Regions from separate parts of the Homo sapiens genome. Here region 2 is linked to region 1. Evidence: read pairs that join two places in POLR2A ChIA-PET (ENCODE). Cell type or tissue: OCI-LY7. All regions are shown on one strand. Links, peaks and the distances in the headings refer to the core of each region. The heading gives the core; the rest is flanking DNA. Region 1 holds the start of CFAP97 (cilia and flagella associated protein 97). Region 2 overlaps LRP2BP (LRP2 binding protein).

Region 1 (2,917 bases), core at 223-2,722:
TGGATCACTTCAGGTCAGAAGTTGAAGACCAGTCTGACCAACATGGTGAAACCTCATCTCTACTACAAATAAAAAAAAATTAGCTGGGCGTGGTGGCCCATGTCTGTAATCCCAGCTACTTGGGAGGCTGAGGCAGGAGAATCTCTTGAACCCAGGAAGCGGAGGTTGCAGTGAGCCCAGATCACACCACTGCACTCCAGCCCAGGCGACAGAGCAAGACTCCGCCTCAAAAAAAAAAAAAAAAAAGTTCTACTCTGGATAAAATGCTGTCAAGCAGCATCACAAGCTACAGAAATCTTTTGTGAAAAGAAGTCAATCAATAAAGCAAAGTTAATCATTGTCTTATTTTAAGAAATTGCCACAGCCATCCCAACCTTCAGCACTCAGCACCCTGATCAGTCAGCCGCCATCAACAGTGAGGCAAGACCCTCCACCAGCAAAAAAAAATTACAACTCCCTGAAGGCTCAGATGATTGACAGCATTTTTTAGCCATAAATTATTTTTTAGATAACGTATGTACATTTCTTAAGCATAATACCATTGTACCCTTAACAGACCACGGTATAGTGTAAACATAACTTTTATATGCACTGGGAAACCAAAAAATTCATGTGACTCGCTTTATTCCAAGATTTAATTTATTGTGGTGGTCTGCAAGCAACCAAAATATCTCCAAGGTATGCCTGTATTTACCGTCCCATAGTTTCAATCCCTAGAGGTCTAACCCTCCACCTGGTTTTATGATCTCTTCATGTCGTATCTCCACAGTTTATCATCTTTTAAACACCGTATAGAAACTTTCTGGCCTATCCACTTCTTTTCTAGGAAAGCCCTGTGTCATTGTAAAAATTAACATAAAATACGTATGCCTTTTCTCCTGTTAATCTGCCTTACAGCCCCAGCTGCAGACCCAGCTAAAGGAAAAAGGATTTTTGTTTTTCCCCCCATCCCCTACACTTGTCTCCTTGCCAGACTGGGAGCTCCTCGTCACTTCCTCATCTTTATAACCCCAGTACCCAAAGGAGAACCTGATGAATTTAGTCATTCAAAGAATGTTTATCCCACAAAGGAGTTTGGAGTTAGGAGATTTAAGATTGAGCCATGCTCTTTGCTACCCACGAGGGTAGAAAAATCGCCTTGTATGTGTGTGGCTGGGCATGGAGGCTCATGTGCGGTGGCTCATGTTACAGTCTCATGCCTGTAACTTTGGGAGGCCCAGGCAGGCAGACCACTTGAGCCCAGGAGCTTGAGACCAGCCTGGCCAACATGGCCAAACCCCACCTCTACAAAAAATACAAAAATTAGCCGGGCGTTGTAGCTCTCGCCTGTAGTCCCAGCTACTCCGGAGGCTGAGGTGGGAGAATCGCTGGAACCTGGGAGCTGAGGCTGCAGTGAGCCGAGATCAGGCCACTGCACTCCAGCCTAGGCAACAGAGTGAGATCCTATCTCAAAAAACAAACAAACAAAAAAAATCACCGGGTTTCAACCCAGTTTCCTTGATAGTTTCCTGCCATCTTCCCCCACCCCTCCGGAAGCACAAACCACAACTATGCCTTTATCTGCATTTCCATGATAAGGTCATGCAGTCCCCAAGAGCTGGAAGCCAGCTGCCTCCCTAAGTGGTCACAGTTCATGCGCCCTGGTGCATAGTCCGGTGCCTGTGAGACTTTTCAGGTTTAAATTTTAGTTAATAATATCCAACAGAGTTACTGTAAAGATTTCGACACTCATGTGACTTAATTTACAGGAAAATTTACCCAACAATCCCATCCACTGAGCAATTCTTTTGATAACATTTACTACGAGGTAAGTGATTCAATTTACCAGAGAATAAGAAAAATGACTTAATAAAGTAGTTAAGATTCTCTTTACAACAGACTAGGAAAGGATAAAATTAAAGGATAGTTCATCAGACCATAACAACCCTTTGGTGCTCAATCAAGACAGAGTTTTGCCAGGAGGGGCATGGCTCACGCCTGTAATCCCCGGACTTTGGGAGGCCAAGACAGGAGGATCGCTTGAGCCCAGGAGTTGGGAGGCTGCAGTGAGACATGATCGTGCCACTGCACTCCACCCTGGGCCACAGAGCGAGACCCTGTCTCAAAAAATAAAAATAAAAAAAAGAGACAGGTAAGTTTTTATCAAAGCTGCCTGAGAGTCACTGGGCACGCCCCACTTGCCAGGTCCTACAGACCAGCAATAACAAGACTAATGCTTTCACCAAACATCAGGAAAATACACAGAAAAGCACCGGGCACTTTTTAAACTGTCATCTTGTTACTGTGACAATACATTTCTGTAGTTAAACAGCACAGTAGGCCTCCAACAAGATGCCCAATTGGGTACATGAAAATCCCGGCCCAAATTAAACACCTGTTTCCAGGAACGCTAGGCTCTTGTCTACATCCCCTACCGTCCCCGGAAGGCAGATAACCCCTCGGGCCTCGTGGGTTAGGTTCGAGTCCCTACAAGTAGGAAGAAGTCGTCAGGGCCCGGCATGTGGTCGCGGCCCAATCTCAATTTAGGGCTGATCCTGACCCTCAAAGCCACCCGGAACGCGCGAGAGGGCGGGACCCGCCATTCTCACAGGGGACCGGGGTGGAACGGCGCCGCGACCCGCCGCCGCGGGCGCCCCTGTCGTGGGGGCGCGGTCTCCCACCGTCCGCGCAGGCTTCGTTAAACCCACCCCGAGTACTCGCCGCCGCCTGGGCTCCGGAGCGGGGAGACGGATGCGAACGGAAAGGAGCGTGGCGGGCGCCCCGCGAGCAGGGAGCCAGGAGCCGCTCGCGCGCCCCTCACCTGAGAGCCGCGGCCACCACAGCCCCACGCGCGGCGCTGGCGCACTCCCGCGGCCCTGAACGGGCTCCCGGCGCCGCGCGCCCGCGCTTCCGGAGGCGGAGAGAGCGGAAAGGGAAA
Region 2 (2,917 bases), core at 210-2,709, 160 kb after region 1:
TGGTATTAAGAGATTTGAGACAGAAATACATGACCATTTGAGGATATCTCAAACCCGAGTCTGTTGAAATTTCTTCCCTTACACAAAGACAAAATGAAGTTCAGGCAATACAGACAAGCCAGAACATAAAACGAGAGCAAATACTTTTCTGCCATTCAACAGTTCTTAGTGACTATCACCTCCATATTAATTGCATTTTCCCATTACTAAAAAGAAATCTTGTTTAAATCCACTGTTGGGATGGTTGTGATTTATAAAATAAAGCCACATCCTTTAATATGTTTATAAAAAAAGGAATAGTTAAGGTATCTCTGAGACCTGTCTTCGATATGTATATTTGTTTCACAAATGAATAGCCTTGTACAATCTTATGCATATGGATCTTACTGTTTTTACTGTCACCTTTTGCCTTCATAGATGTCATCTATATACGGAAAGCCTTTTGCTAATTTTAACAATATTTAATTGTAGTTCTTGTAAATGATTTCATTGAGGCTTTTACCACAGGGTTTTAAAAATATGGAAAATGAGCTGAAGCACAAAGAAACAATTTGCTTTACTTTTCTTACGAATATTTTCATATAGCAATTGCTTTTTGTTTTATTACACATTCTGCATATGTATGTAGCAGTTGTTTTACTCATTAAGATCTTTGAGGGAAGATTTGGAGGGGCAAGATTCTAAAGCAATGTCTTATAACCCACTTTTTTGAAGTTTATATGTAATAAGCCAATTATTTATGAGCTTTTTAAGAATAAAGGATGTCTCAAAAGGCTTAGTGCAGTTTTAGCTTTAATAACTTCAGAAGTAGAAATGCTGCACACACTTATTTAAGTTTAATTCTTTAAATGTCTTTTACCCTTAGTTTTGTGAAATTTTAAATTTTTAAAATTTTAAATGACTGAAAATTTAAATTTTAAATGACTGAAACAAAATTTAAACATTATTATTCAAAATTCACAAAACTAAGAGACAAATTTAAAGAATTAAACTTTCAAATGATGGTTTTAAATAAGTTTGTTTCTACTTCTGAACTTACTAAACTAAAGCTAAACTAAGTATTTTTGGAGACTCGGTGTTTAAGAAAGGATAAACGATACTTGCTGTATAGAATGGTTTTAATACTTGATATGGTCTCGGCCAGTCTGTAGGGTAAGAGGTGGACCTCTGAGGACTCTTCCAGCAATTTGACCTTGTGTCTAGGTTTCAAGTTGCAAAACTTAACAGCGTACGAATTCAAGAACGAAGTAACATGTCACCTGTAAAATACCCAGGATAGTGTAATTTGTGATGTGCAAAATAACCAAACATAGCTACTGTAAAAATACACACATTGTGAGGTGTTAGCATTGATGATCTTTGTTGAAATACATTGTGGTCTAAATTCTTTGACGAATAAGTAAGGAGTGAAGTTCATCTGCCAATGCGGGATTCAGACGACAAGCCTTAAAATCAAAAAGAGTCAGATATTTAGATACATTCTAATTGTTTGGGTCTTTCTTCTTTTTTTTTTTTTCTTTTTTGATTCATTTTTAAGAATAGTAAAGTACAGTGAATTTCAAGAAAATTTGTTAAGATACTTTCTATTCTGATGTCCTACTTTAACCTATGCAGAATAGATCAATACTCAAAATAACCATGTTATTCTCATTTGAAAGAGATATTTTATCAATGCCAAGAATAAAGGGAACTTAAGCACCAATGATAGCATTGTATGTTATGAATTATTAAAATAAGTAAAATGGAGAGCATTAACATTTGGCCTCAAAGTTGTTATGATCTCATTATGTGAATAACAGCATCTGTAAAATTTTATTTTAAAATATACAGCTAAAATAATTTTATTATGTCTAAATAGTGACAAGGTGCATAATTTCTAGAATGTCAACAATTTGGGATATAGAGCTCTCATCCAAACCCCATTCTATGCAGTAATTGTCCCTTCAGTACCCACGACAGTTGGTCACTAGGTATTTGCTTGGTTGCTTCCAGTAGCAGGAAGTTACACATTCTACATATGTAGAAGTTTTCACCTTCAGAGAAAACTTGTGTTTTTCTTTGTTTCCTGAACTGTTGTGTTAGAAAACTCTCCCTTATGGCCGGGCGCGGTAGCTCACACCTGTAATCCCAGCACTTTGGGAGGCCGAGGTGGATGGATCACGAGGTCAGGAGATCGAGACCATCCCGGCTAACACAGTGAAACTCCGTCTCTACTAAAAATACAAAAATTAGCCAGGCGTGGTGGTGGGCGCCTGTGGTGCCAGCTACTCGGGAGGCTGAGCCAGGAGAATGGCGTGAACCTGGGAGGCGGAGCTTGCAGAGAGCCGAGATTGCGCCACTGCACTCCAGCCTGGGCAACAGAGCCAGACTCCGTCTCAAAAAAAAGAAAACTTTCCCTTATTTTAGGCTGGTGTTTCTCTCCATGTACTCCAGAATCCTCGAAGGGTCCTAACAGAATACATAATGCTGGTTTCACAGAAACCTAACACTCTAGGAAGTGGGAGTCACCCTGCCTGACGGTGGCAGAGCCGAGAGCAGGCCTGGGTCTGTCGCCTCCAGGTCCCAGTTACCATCTTACTGCCTCACCTTCTGCCATAACACACTGCCTGCCATGGGCACTGATTCTGCTCCCTCCCAACCTGTTCCCTTCCTGCGGGACACTGCCTCTCCCTCCCAACCCGTTCCCTTCCTGCGGGACACTGCCGGTCCAGTGAACACCGCTGTCGGGACACCTTGTGTCCTTTTGCTCTGAGGGAGACCATTTCTGTTCCTCATATCATGCGTCATATGATATCATTCCAGACCCTTCACTGGTTTACTGCCTCTAAATGATCTCCATTTTATCAGTATCCCCATAATGTACAATGGCCTAAACTGAGTACAGTATTCTAGATGTGTATCCTAGAGTCCTAGAGTA

The links. Peaks named below come from ENCODE experiments on the same cell type or tissue, not always from the same donor. Only the 100,000 strongest peaks of a DNase experiment are listed, where the experiment ranks them.
Region 2: POLR2A ChIA-PET joins it to region 1 with 9 read pairs; 5 of 35 experiments call an interaction of 5 or more read pairs at or near these places.

Annotation. Positions count from the first base shown.
Region 1 is chr4:185,201,098-185,204,014 of GRCh38, forward strand. CFAP97 (cilia and flagella associated protein 97) reads right to left here and starts at 2,903. Exons shown (of 5, transcript NM_020827.3): 1 at 2,801-2,903. RefSeq lists silencers at 2,436-2,917, 2,815-2,917. In OCI-LY7, for the core only: no CTCF peak of the experiment used is centred there; DNase peaks (open chromatin) are centred at 1,564 and 2,454; H3K4me3 peaks cover 1,724 bases; H3K27ac peaks cover 897 bases.
Region 2 is chr4:185,365,801-185,368,717 of GRCh38, forward strand. LRP2BP (LRP2 binding protein) reads right to left here. Exons shown (of 9, transcript NM_001377440.1): 9 at 1-1,445. The coding sequence ends at 1,380. It also overlaps a transcript of SNX25 not described here. Among named protein-coding and RNA genes, the nearest start is that of LRP2BP, 29 kb to the right of the region's middle. In OCI-LY7, for the core only: no CTCF peak of the experiment used is centred there; no DNase peak of the experiment used is centred there.